2 separate regions of the Homo sapiens genome follow, and region 2 is linked to region 1. A link is a contact called in ENCODE Hi-C or POLR2A ChIA-PET data. All regions are on one chromosome and are shown on one strand. Each heading gives the region's core, a stretch centred on a gene start or an enhancer-like site at or near the end of the contact. The rest is flanking DNA. Distances are from core to core; before and after follow the strand shown.

Region 1 (7,538 bases), core at 2,826-5,325:
CCAGGCCAAATTCAAGTGAGAAAACTGGAGCTTAACAGTGGTTCCTAGGGTTACTTGGATCCAAAGAATCAATTGCTGAAGTAGAAGTTGAGGGAGGTGTGAGTCAAGAACAGCCTCTGTAGAAACAACTTCAGGCTTTTAGTTGACAATGGGCTCGGTATGAGTCATCCTAGTGACATGGGCTCTTGGCCAAAGAATTGCACTGAGGATGAGGGACATGATGGTGACCTGCTGCCAGCAGCCCAGCAGCCCACGCCACAAGCAATACTTTCAGTTCTGGGTGCTTTACTGTAAATGGGACAAGGAGGAGAGGAATCAAAGTGCTTAGGGACTTCAAGTCACGTACCTCAAGGAATGTTTGGAGAAGCTGAGAAAGAAAACTCAGGGGGCGGGGCGCGGTGGCTCACGCCTGTAATCCCAGCACTTTGGGAGGCTTTGGTGGGCAGATAGCTTGAGGCTGGGAGTTTGAGACCACCCTGGCCAACATAGCAAAACCCCATATCTACTAAAAAATACAAAAATTAGCCAGGTGGCGGCGCATGCCTGTAATCCCAGCTACTGGGGAGGCTGAGGCATGAGAATCACTTGAACTTGGGAGCCAAGATTGTGCTACTGCAATCCAGCCTGGGCGACAGAGTGAGACCCTGTCTCAAAAAAAATAAAAAAGAAAAAGAAAAGAAAACTCAGGGGACCCTAACAGCTACCTGCCTTAACATACCTGGTATGTTACCTGGTAAGCTATCAAGTTCAGGTCAATTAAATTTGTTCCATGTGGTTCTACAGGAAGTAGCCAGGACCAGTGTAGTGGGGCTGCAGTTGGAATTATACTGAGACAGACCTTGAAACAGGAGAAAGGATTTTTGAGTAGTTTGAAATGGCGGAAGATACACTGGTCTTGAACCTGCTCCTCAAAGTGTGGTGCAGAATTGCAGCCTGGCTTCAGAGGAAGCCTATTAGACAAGTACTAGGTCTCAGCCCCCAGCTCAGACCTACTGAATCAGTGCCTGCAGTTTAAAAAGATGCCCAGGGCCAGGCACAGTGGCTCACACCTGTAATCCCAGCACTTTGGGAGGCTGAGGCAGGCGGATCACCTGAGGTCAGAAGATCAAGACCAGCCTGACCAACATGGTGAAACCCCCGTCTTTACTAAAAACACAACAATTAGCCAGGCATAGTGATGGGTGCCTGTAATCCCGGCTACTCAGTAGGCTGAGGCAGGAGAATCGCTTGAACCTAGGAGGCGGAGGTTGCAGTGAGCCAAGATTGTGTCACTGCACTCCAGTCTGGGAGACAGAATGAAACTCCATCTCAAAAAAAAAAAAAAAAAAAGATACTTTGCCTGAAAACATAATGAGCATATTTGAAAATGTCAGTAGCATACACTTTTAAAAATAAATGTAAATAAGTAAATAGAGACAAAAGACAAATCTCCCATGTAGTGTTCCAGATAATTTCGGTAGATACTCCACCTCCTAACTCCCACTCTTTATACATGGGTTGTACATGGTGAATGACCAAAGAGGATGGTATGGAAAATGGGGAAAAAAAGAGTAACTTTACAGTGGAGAAACTGACAAACACTACTTCAGCCAGGTAATTAATAGCGGAGAGAGCAAGCGTGTATGTCCTGTGTTTTTCAACCTTGCTGACACCCTATAGTCTTGTGGGGAACAGTCTGGTGAAGCATAAAGATCTTGGATCTGGAGTCAGCCAGCTCTGAGCTCCAATCCTACCTCTGTGTGCTCTTGGGGCAGTCACTCAACCTCATTGAGTCTGTTTCCCCATCTGTGAGAAGAGGATTAGAATGCAGCGATGAGGCCGAGTGCAGTGGTTCAAACCTGTGATCCCAGTACTTTGGGAGATCAAGGCAGGAGAATCGCTTGAGCCCAGGAGTTCAAGACCAGCCTGGGCAACATAGAGAGACCTCCATCTCTACAAAAAATTTAAAAATTAGCTGGGTGTGGTGGTGCACACCTGTAATCTCAGCTACTTAGGAGGCTGAGTGGGGAGGATTACTTGAGCCTGGGAGGTTGAGGCTGCAGTAAGCTATGATGGTGCCACTGCACTGCAGCTTGGGTGACAGTGAGACCTTGTCTTAAAAAATACATGACATTAAAAAAGAAAAAGAATGCAGTGACGTCTGTCTGGCCCTTAGCAACTGTGAGTGCTGTTGGAATCATATTCTATTTGAAGGCAGCTCCAAAGTACTGGAGTGGAGTCAGGGGTGGCTTTGCAGAAGGGTCCTGCTGCTAACACAGTTTCCCTCGGGCAGATCCCCTCATACTGCCAGACTTTCCAGTCCTTCACTCATTCTTCACTAAAGCTGCAAGGGGCCAGGGCGAGATGGTTCACGCCTATAATCCCAGCACTTTGGGAGGCTGAGGTGGGTGGATTGCTTGAGATCAGGAGTTTAAAACCAGCCTGGCCAACATGGCAAAACCCTGCCTCTACAAAAAAAAAATACAAAAATTAACCAGGCGTGGTGGCGTGCGCCTATAATCCCAGCTACTCCAGAGGCTGAGGCATTAGAATTGCTTGAACCCAGGAGGCAGAGGTTGCAGTGAACTGAGATCGCGCCACTGCACTCCAGCCTAGGCGACAGGGCGAGACCCTCTCTCAAAAAAAAAAAAAAAAGCTCCAAGGTCAAGGGCTTTTCAGACCCTCTTGGTCCATTTGGTTAGGGGGTGTTTTCACAGAGCTTTGCCTGTTAGCTTTATGGGACCCGGAGGGCATACTTTATAGAACACAATTTTCATACCAGTGTCTCTAACCACAAACCCCAAGAGTCTGAACGTTGAGACACTCAGGAAGTTGAAAGGGACCTCTCCTCTTCAGAGGCCCGGCCCAGCTCTCAGGAATGGCATGCATCAAAAGGCAGGAAGTCCCTCACAAGTCTGTCCTATCAAGCCACCAGACACTGGTTACCTTTATGTGGCTGCACAAGAGGCTGAGTTCCCAGGGAGGGGCGAGGTGGTCTGGGGCCTTCAAGCCGTGGTGGAACCCACGCCTGAGAAGCGAGGCCTGCCGCTCCCACCACAGGAAGCCTGGCCCCCGCCAGCAACAGAGAGACTCAGAGCCCGGGCCTCGATGCCCTCATGGGATAAGTGGCATTTTGGTTCCTGTTTCCTTCCCTCTCTGTTTTTCTTTTCATAGATTCTCCATGCAAATATTAAACATGTCCTGCAAATCTCAGGAACCAGCACACAGAGAAACACAGAGAAGAGTGAGTGGCCTTCTTCCAAGACCTGGTTTATCAAAGGTCTGAGGCAGTCCTGATCCGCTGCTCTCCTCCTGCTGGCTGAGCCTCGCCGCTGGCTCAGTGGCCCAGGGTGCCAGCTCCCTTTCCTGGGCCTCCCGGGAAAGGAGAGGGAGAAGGTTGAGGGAGCAAGAGGGTCCCAGGGCTGCCTCCAGGGCTGGCCTGGCAAGTTGCAGCTCTGCCCCTGGGGATTTCCCTGCAGCCAATGGCTGTGGAAGAGGAAAGGAGAGGACCTTTTGATGTGGTGGAGAAGCATCATTGTAGAAGAAAGAGGAATGAGTAACAGGTTGGCCAGGGAACCATGGTGGGGCATGGTGGCTCCTGCCTGTATTCCCAGCACTTTGGGAGGCCAAGGTGGGCCGATCACTTGAGGCCAGGAGTTTGACACCAGCCTGACCAACAAGGTGAAATCCCTTCTCTACTAAAAATACAAAAATTAGCCGGGCATGGTGGTGAGCACCTGTAGTCTCAGCTACTTGGGAGGCTGAGGCAGGAGAATCACTTGAACCCAGGAAGCAGAGGTTGCAATGAGCCGAGATCGTGCCACTGCACTCCAGCCTGGGTGACAGTGAGTAAGACTCCGTCTCAAAAAAAAAAAAAAAGTAAAAGGTTGGCCAGGGAGCCTTGCTGGCCTCCTGAAGGCAGCCAAACATTAAACACACCTGCAGTCACAGAGTCCAGCTTAAGAAAGAGGCAGACCAGGAAGTGAAAGTGAAGAAAGAACGGGAGGAGAGATGGGTGGGGGCGCGGATCAAGGCAGAAAAGGGAGGCAAAAGGCAACGCTGCTAGGGACAGAGAGTGGTGACGTGCCAGCTTCTGTTCGTTAAAACCCTGCTCTGGACCATGAACACTGCTAGGCAATTTTGTTATGACAGCTCCTTGCATCCTCCCAGCATTTTACAGCTAAGGAAACTGAAGACCATGAGGTTAAATTCTTCACCCGAGGCCCACAGCTAGGGATTAGCAGAATCAGCATTTAAACCCAAGGCTGCCTGACTCCAGTGTCACACCCAAACTTCCTATCTCTCTGTTAGCAGTTCTTAGTTGCTGGGGATTCAGACTCTATTTTGTTGCTTGTATAGTTCAATACTCCCCACACTGTGGCCACATTGCAGCCTGCAGAGGCAATAAAAGGGAGGGGAAGGCATGCATTTCCTCTAAGGGCACAGCCCAGTGGCTGAATACATCATTTCTTCTCACACTTTACACACTGGAATGTAGTCATAAGAGCCACATCTGGGGGCAAATGGATTATAGGTGAGCCTAAGAGGTTGCTCCCCTCGGCCCTTCAGGCAGACCTGAGATAATGGGTGTCTCTAGCCACAGGGAGCAGGTTCATTACCCCAGCACACCATGCAAAGGAATGACTTTCTCTAGGAGTATCGTCCTGTGCAAAAATTGGGCTCCACTGACTTAGAAAACTAAAACTAGGTGGCCTAGAAGTCTGGAAAAAGAATAGGAAAACATTCCCATGGTGTTGTCGGTGGGAAAAAATGGATATCAAGGACAAGAGTGATGGTCAGGCATGGTGGCTCACATCTGTAATCCCAGCATTTTGGGAGGCTGAGGCAGGCAGATCACTTGAACCCAGGAGTTTGAGACCAGCCTGGGCAAAATGGCAAAACTCCGTCTCTACAAAAAATATTTTTAAAAATTAGCTGGGCGTGGTGGCATGCACCTGTTGTCTCAGTTACTCAGGTGGTTGCAGAGGGAGCCTGGGAGGTCAAGACTACAGGGAGCCAAGATTGCACCAGCACTACTGCACTCCAGCCTGGGTGACAGAGTGAGATTCTGTCTCAAAAAAAGAGTAAAAAAAGGACAAGAGTGTGAAGACAAACTCCATCAACTTTCACAAAAAGATAATCATCAATACAGGGACATTTCTGCCAAAATTAATTGCAACTTGGGGAAACCCTTCTTTAAATTGGTGAGAAAATAAGAAAAAGGCCTGGTGCAGTGGCTCACCCCTGTAATCCCAGCACTTTGGGAGGCCAAGGCAGGTGGATCACCTGAGGTCAGGAGTTTGAGACCAGCCTGGCCAACATGGTGAAACCCCATCTCTACCAAGAAATGCAAAAATTAACTGGATGTGGTGGCACATGCCTGTAATCACAGCTACTTGGGAGGCTAAGGCAGGAGAATTGCTTGAACCCGGGAGGGGCAGGTTGCAGTGAGCCGAGATCGCACCACTGCACTCCAGCCTGGGCGACAAGAGTGAAACTCCATCTCAAATAAATAAATAAATAAGAACAAAGATTTTAAAATCCTAAATAGTATATATATATATATATATACACACACACTATATATATATATATATACACACACATATTATATATATTTATATAAAGTGAATTCATTAGGGAATTTTTAAAAATTAAAATGATCAAGTAAGATTTATCTCAGATTAGCAGGGGTTACTACAACGAAGGACATCCCCTCAAAATAGAATCCTGGAAAATGTGTAGTGGGGATGGAATGGGTCAAGTGCAATCAATGGCATTCAGTGGCATTAAAATCACACAAATTATCAGCAGTGGCATGGGATGAAGGGTAGGTATAGAGGATAAGGCACTGGGATTTGGAATGGCTTGGGCACTTAGACACTGTGACAGTGATGGTCAGTATAAAGATTATAGAGTCACTTGGCCTCTCTCAACAGCACTGGAGAGATTACACAGGGAAAAGGAAAAGTCAAAAGCTATGAATGAGGGCCTGGCACAGTGGCTCATGCCTGTAATCCTAGCACTGTAGGAGGCCGAGGTGGGTGGATCACTTGAGATCAGGAGTTCGAGACCAGCCTGAGAAACATGGCGAAACCCAGTCTCTACAAAAAAACACAAAAATTAGCTGGATGTGGTGGCTCGTGCCTGTAGTCCCAGCTACTTGGGGGGCTGAGGCAGGAGAATCACTTGAACCCAGGAGGTGGAGGCTTGCAGGGAGCCGAGATCTCAACACTGCACTCTACTGGGTGATAGAGTGAGATCCTGTCTCCAAAAAAAAAGGAAAAAAAAAAGGCCGGGCACGGTGGCTCATGCCTGTAATCCCAGCACTTTGGGAGACCAAAGCAGGCGATCACCTGAGGTTGGGAGTTCGAGACCAGCCTGACCAACATGGAGAAACCCTGTCTCTACTAAAAATACAAAATTAGCCAGGCATGGTGGCATGTGCCTATAATCCCAGCTACTCGAAAGGCTGAGGCAGGAGAATCGCTTAAACCCGGGAGGCGGGGGTTGCGGTGAGGCCAGATCATGCCATTGCACTCCAGCCTGAGCAACAGGAGTGAAACTCCATCTCAAAAGAAAAAAAAGCTGTTAATGTTGAACTGAGAATGCAATAGACAGCAAGAAAGGTTTGGTGGCATCTTAGAAGGAGACTTCATCTCCTGTACTTTCAGGGTGGATATGATGGAAGACTCAGTCCAGGGCCTCATTGTGCATGTAAGAGCTCCAAATAAATGCTTAGGAAAGGGCATAGTGGGGACGTAGTGGGACCTTGAGACTTAGAATAGGAGCATCTAAATGGTCACAGACAAGGCTGAGACTTTGGCACTTTTGAATTCTCAAATCCTGTCTGTTCAGGTAAGTCCTCCCGTGTAGAGGTAACCAACTTATCCCTGCCTAAGGGACCTTCTGTGACTGCACCTAGGACAGTTGCTTCACTAAAAAGGGACTCCAGATCTTCTCTTCATTCCTCCAGCTTCAAAAAGAGAGTTAGATCCCAACATAGCCCACTTGGGCAGTACAAGGCCTGCTCTAGAAAGAGAATGTTTATACACTAAGGTAGTTCCAAGACCTTGCCAATTCAAATCCACAACGCTCTTGGGAGCACGTGTGGGAGTGGATTCTAAGCATTGTTAGCCGAAAGATGGTAAATACAAGGCTTGGCTGGGCGCAGAGGCTTGCGCCTATAATCCCAGCACTTTGGGAGGCTGACGCGGGCAGATCACCAGGTCAGGAGTTTGAGACCATCCTGGCCAACATGGTGAAACCTGTTTCTACTAAAAATACAAAAAATTAGCCAGGTGTGGTGGTGGATGCATGCCTGTAGTCCCAGCTACTCAGGAAGCTGCGGCAGGAGAATCCCTTGAACCCAGGAGGCAGAAGTTGCAGTGAGCACAGATCGTGCCACTGCACTCCCGCCTGGGCGAAAGAGTGAGACTCTGTCTCAAAAATAAAATAAAAGGCTTGATTGGGCTGAATTCACTGATACACTCACCCAGGTTTGGGCTTTGGAGTTGGCATGAATAATCTACAATGGCTAAGTTGGACTTAATAGAGAC
Region 2 (5,481 bases), core at 78-2,577, 350 kb before region 1:
CATTGTTTTGAAAATCCTTTACTTAAATGCTCCCTTCTTGAATCCCCTTATAAATAAAAACAGCTTATGTTGGTTCAGTGGTTTGATGGGCTGTTTACTCTTCCGGAATATTATTGAAGCATCTTAAATCCAAAATGTCCTCTTTATTTAGTTTGTCTCAATGTCTAGGCACACCATCTTGACTGCAGACGCAGACCTCAAATAAACTTCCTCCTCGGGAGGTACCCATTTCCCTTATCAAGGCAGGGCATTTGGCTCAGAAATTGCTCGGTTTCTTTTTTTTTTTTTCTTAAGACAGAACCTCACTCTCACCCAGGCTGGAGTGCAGTGGCACTATCTTCACTCACTGCAGCCTCCACCTCCAGGTTTAAGCAATTCTCCTGCCTCAGCCTCCCGAGTAGCTGGGACTACAGGCACATGCAACCACACCTGACTAATTTTTGTATTTTTAATAGAGACAGGGTTTCACTATGTTGGCCAGCCCGATCTCGAACTCCTGACCTCAGGTGACCCACCTGCCTCGGCCTGCCAAAGTGCTGGGATCACAGGTGTGGGCCACCTTGCCTGGCCTGAAATTTCTCAGTTTCTAAATAGGTTCTTGGCAGCTCCTCTTCTCCAACTTGAAGTTACTGGCCAACAGTATATAATCATCTGCAGAAAGACCAATATGTACTGACTTTTCACTATAGGAAGATTTATTTCAGTTTTGAGGAAATCTCTTGTAACCCTAGAGGATAATGGAATTGGAAGAAAAGTAGATGCTGTTTCAGAGTCCTGGGGTAAAATGTAAAAATGAGCAATATATACACACACACACACACACACATATATATATATTTTTTTTTTTTTGAGACGGGGTCTCACTCTGTAGCCCAGGCTGGAGTGCAGTGGCACGATCTCCACTCACTGCAACCTTTGCCTCCTGGGTTCAAGCGATTCTCCTGCCTCAGCCTCCCAAGTAGCTGGGACTATAGGCACGCACCACCATGCCCAGCTATTTGTATTTTTAGTAGAGATGGGGTTTCACCATGTTGGCCAGGCTTGTCTGGAACTCCTGACCTCAAGTGATCCGCCCGCCTCAAAGTGCTGGAATTACAGGCATGAGCCACTGTGCCCGGCAAGTCTCATTGTTTCACTGTAGCAAGGACGCAGCCAGTGTTAAATCAGGAGGTCTTCCCCTGTGAAGTTGCTTTATTGGAAGCCTTAATCAGAAGAATCATCAGCGGAAAGCAGTTGTCTGCAAAGCCATTCCTCCCCTTGCCAGTAGGTGGCACTGTAGCTGTACTGTTTTCAGATGCCCTCTCCAGCCGTGCAATCTCTCCCTTGGCCCCAGGCTTCTCATGTTCTGTTTCTTCTTTGCCAGGTCTATGTGCTCTCTCTATCAACCATTCCAATTCTTACCTGGCCTATCCTGGAAGCCTGACTTCAGGGGAGATTGTGCTTTATGATGGAAACTCCCTGGTAAGTTGACGGTGACCTGGCTGAGCCAACCCACCTGCCTTGGCTGTGTGGTCATGGAAGGAGATAGATAAGGACGCCCTGCCGTCGGGGGCTGGAGGCGGTGGGAGTAAGCAATACTGGGGAGTTGTTCAAGAGAAGGTGATACTATTTCCCCTCGGGCTTGCTGTGAGTCAACCTCACCATAAGCCAGCTGGCCAGGCCAAGTTAGACATCTGCAGCATAATGAAAACCACTTGCCAGCAGGGGGCCAGTTGTCTCCCTGAATGTGTCACCCTGTCCCATGCCACAGCCTGAGACAGTGTGCAGGTGTTTCATATTCCCTGCCCTCTGGTCTCTGAGGCATCCCTGAGCGGGACAAGATTGCTGTGGGAAGTTGCCTAAAGATGCGTGCAGGGCGCGCCTGCGACGGCATCACACTGCATCAGGTGCTCCGTTCGTGGCCACCTTCCCAAGGGCAGGAAAAGGGATGGAAATGGAGTGGCCCTTGAAGCCAAATCTTGATTCACCAGAAAATGACACACAGCTTACATGCAGATGGCCTGGGGGACAGAGGAAGAGACAGGGAGCTGGACAAAGGAGGGAGAAAGGAGAAAAGAGGAAGGGGAGGGAGGTGAAATCCATCTTCCCTCCTCCGCAGCATCTGTATCCATTTTTCCTTTTCACCAACAGAAAACAGTCTGCACTATTGCTGCCCATGAGGGAACACTAGCTGCCATCACCTTCAATGCCTCAGGCTCCAAACTAGCAAGTGCGTCTGAAAAAGTGAGTCCACTCCCACCAACACCTCTGTCTGGGTTTCGCTGGATGGCTCCTGCCGTGCGCAGGGATGGGATTGAACAAACCTGGTGACATGAAGACTGACTGGTCTCTGGGCCCACTCAGAATTTGTTTCAGAGGGAGAATTTCTGGCCTCTGCATGTGTGGTATATTCATGCATTTGTTAATTCAATAGGCCAGGGGCCTGCAATATGCAAGATACAAGACACTTTGCATGAAAACTCGTGGTCTTATGAAGAAATGTACGTGTACATCAGCCGTAGAGACGGACAAATGCTACACCTTATAAACACAGTACAGTGCAAACCAAATGCTTTACTTTGCTATTTAGAGAAATTGATGTCTTCTGCCTGGAATAATCAGAGAAAGTGATCCAATTGAATTTTTTTTTTTTTTTTGAGGTGGAGTCTAGCTCTGTCGCCCAGGCTGGAGTGCAATGGCGCAATCTCGGCTCACTGCAACCTCCGCCTCCCAGGTTTAAGTGATTCTCCTGCCTCAGCCTCCCGAGTAGCTGAGATTACAGGCACATGCTGCCACGCCTGGCTAATTTTTTGTATTTTAGTGGAGACGGGGTTTCACTTCACTGTGTTGCCCAGGCTGGTCTTGAATTCCTGAGCTCAGGCAATCCACCCGCCTTGGCCTCCCAAAGTGCTAGGATTACAGGCGTGAGCCACCACACCCGGCCTCAAATTGAAATTCTAAGAAACCAGAGCAGTTGGGTGAACACACACATGCACACACACATACACGCAGAGCCTTGGGCACAGGTGGAAGGGAAAAGGTAGACAGAGGGTGTTTATAACATTTTCCAAGAATTGTTGATATGGCACATAAATAAACATGCCTCTATGCTCAACGTGGTGTTCTTCCTCCTCAGAGACAGATGTTCAAAACCAATAAAACAAACTCCTCTCTAAAGGGACATCTCTGTGTAAAGCCACTAATGGTTATGAAATGTCCACCTGCTTTCTTTTCCAGGGCACAGTCATCCGGGTGTTCTCTGTCCCTGATGGGCAAAAGCTCTATGAGTTCCGGAGAGGGATGAAAAGGTCTGTGTTCAATGTCAAACCCATTTTAAAGTCCCCGCAGAAGTCCCGCAGGGACCGCTGGCAGCTGTCTAGGGAGAGGACAGAGAGTGGCTCTGTGCCCTCCACTCACCTGGAGGAAGTGTAACTACTCTCCCAGGTAATTGACTCCCAGGCTTTACTTAGGGCTCAGCAAAACTGAAAGCCGAGATGCTGTTTTAACACAGTTCAGCCGTGAGAGTCCCTTTTTGATGTGTGTGTGGGCGGCCGGCACAGGAGAAATGAGAGAGCCAGGGAGTCACAATCCAAAAATAATTTCTGATTTCCTTCCATGGAAATAAAGGACGATGTAAAGTGTGACTGTTTGGGATCTTATCGGATGTAGGTTTGCAGCCAGATCAGTGCACAGAGCAACTGGAAGATTCCAAGATGCCAGGAAGGCACAGTTCCTCCCTTCTGCTGACAGAGGCAGGGCTATACCTTGTTTCTTCTCACATAAATAAGACTATGGGCCGGGCGCGGTGGCTCACGTCTGTAATCCCAGCACTCTGGGAGGCCAAGGCAGGCAGATCACCTGAGGACCAGCCTGGCCAACATGGTGAAACACCGTCTCTACTAAAAATACAAAAATTAGCTGGGTGTGGTGGTGTGTGCCTGTAATCCCAGCTACTTGGGAGGCTGAGGCAGGAGAATCGCTTGAACCCAGGAGGTAGAGGTTGCAGTGAGTTGAGATCAAGCCACCGTACTCCAGCCTGGGCAACAGAGCGAGAGACTCTGTCTCAAAAAAAAAAAAAAAAAAAAAAAAAAAAAAAAAAAAAACTATGACCCTTTGTGAATCTTTCTGACATTAATTTCTAAATATGAGCACCACAGTGTTTAAGGGATCTGGGTCTACCTAGGCTCTTCAGGATACATCTGATTTTCTTATAAAGCTGATCTCTGAGTTATAAGGCCATAACTCCCATTTCTCTTGCTCACTGACCCATGTGTTGCTGTGCTTGTAGGTATGTGACAATCAGCTCTCTAGTGTTCAGTATGGATTCACAATTCCTCTGCGCCTCCAGTAACACCGAGACGGTACACATCTTCAAGCTGGAACAGGTCACCAACAGGCAAGTACTCCGCGGGGCACCAAATGCTCATTAAACGAAAGGAGTCAGGCCTAGGCTCTTCTACTGGCATGAATGATCTCTTTTCTTTCTGAACACCCAATCTTGGCTTCACTTGGGACTTCACCTAAGTGATGGAGTGTGTGTTAGCAAAACTTTGGAGGCATGATGCACAAAAGCAAAAAACTGGGAGCCACCCACGTGAGTTCACGTCCTGGCTCTGCCTCTTAGGAGCCCAGAGATCCCGGGAAGATAATTTAGATCTGTGTCCTTCAGTTTCCTCATCTGCAAAATGAACATAACAGTAGTATTAAATGAGTCTGCAGATCTAAAGTGTTCAGCATCGTGCCTGGCACATAGGAAGCACTAAGAAGTGTTAGCTGATATAGCTGTAAATATAACAATATATTTATTTATCATTGTTGCCAGCAGCACCACTGAGCGCTTGGGAAGCACCTGCAATTTCTCAGGGCTTAAGAAGCTGTCTGAAAAGTGAAAGAAAAGCCTAAAAAATGGATAAAATCTCTAGGGAAAGAGTAAAAAGAACTTCAGGGCAGACAATGAGCTTTGAGTTACACCTGTGCAGAATGGGGGTTGGAAAATTCTGGAAAGATGGAGGAGTGAGAAAGGAGCAGCCCCCAGTGTTTCATACCCCACGGTGGGGGGCAAGGATTCTAGAGAAAGAGCGCTTTGAAAACGTTACCCCAACCTGCAGAGAAAGGCAGGATCAGGACAGAAAGCCTACTGTATCTGGGGAGTTGGTTGCTGGTACCCTTGGATGGAGTTTCAGAAGAGGAAGGTGTAGAGGCTGGGCACCATATCACGCTGATACATGCTAACACATACGTAACAGAGGCCGGGCACCTTATCACGCTGATACATGCTAACACATACATGACAGAGGCCGGGCACCTTATCAATGCTGACACATGCGGACCTCATGATCCACCCGCCTCAACCTCCCAAAGTGCTGGGACTATAGGCAAACAGCCACATTTATGATTTCACAGTTCTGCAGCCCAGAATGGCAGGACTGGGTCTTCTTCTCAGCATGACACAAGGCTGAAAGAGAGGTGCCAAGATTTCTCTGACTTGCCCTTCTGCCATCT

The links. A loop is a pair of places that touch in the nucleus more often than their neighbours do. ChIA-PET counts read pairs that join two places held with the same protein, here RNA polymerase II (POLR2A). Pooled maps may share reads with other maps.
Region 2: a pooled map shows a loop between it and region 1 (2.2-fold over the local background). The contact joins two enhancer-like sites. A Hi-C loop is called at or near these places in 1 of 50 pooled maps. POLR2A ChIA-PET finds 5 or more read pairs at or near these places in 4 of 52 experiments (Caco-2, OCI-LY7, T-cell and 1 more).

What each region holds. Positions count from the first base shown.
Region 1 is chr17:68,082,733-68,090,270 of GRCh38, reverse strand. No RefSeq gene overlaps it. Among named protein-coding and RNA genes, the nearest start is that of LINC00674, 15 kb to the left of the region's middle. RefSeq lists enhancers at 113-162, 2,694-3,269 and a silencer at 2,997-3,056. Within about 2 kb of position 4,075, at least 9 of the 41 ENCODE cell types and tissues checked have a DNase peak (open chromatin) inside an H3K27ac peak, as active enhancers do; they include OCI-LY7, where a contact is called at or near this core.
Region 2 is chr17:68,432,362-68,437,842 of GRCh38, reverse strand. It overlaps WIPI1 (WD repeat domain, phosphoinositide interacting 1), which reads left to right. Exons shown (of 13, transcript NM_017983.7): 5 at 1,364-1,461; 6 at 2,131-2,223; 7 at 3,217-3,287; 8 at 4,268-4,375. It also overlaps a transcript of ARSG not described here and a transcript of PRKAR1A not described here. Among named protein-coding and RNA genes, the nearest start is that of MIR635, 11 kb to the right of the region's middle. RefSeq lists an enhancer at 1,303-1,803. Within about 2 kb of position 1,327, at least 19 of the 41 ENCODE cell types and tissues checked have a DNase peak (open chromatin) inside an H3K27ac peak, as active enhancers do; they include OCI-LY7, where a contact is called at or near this core.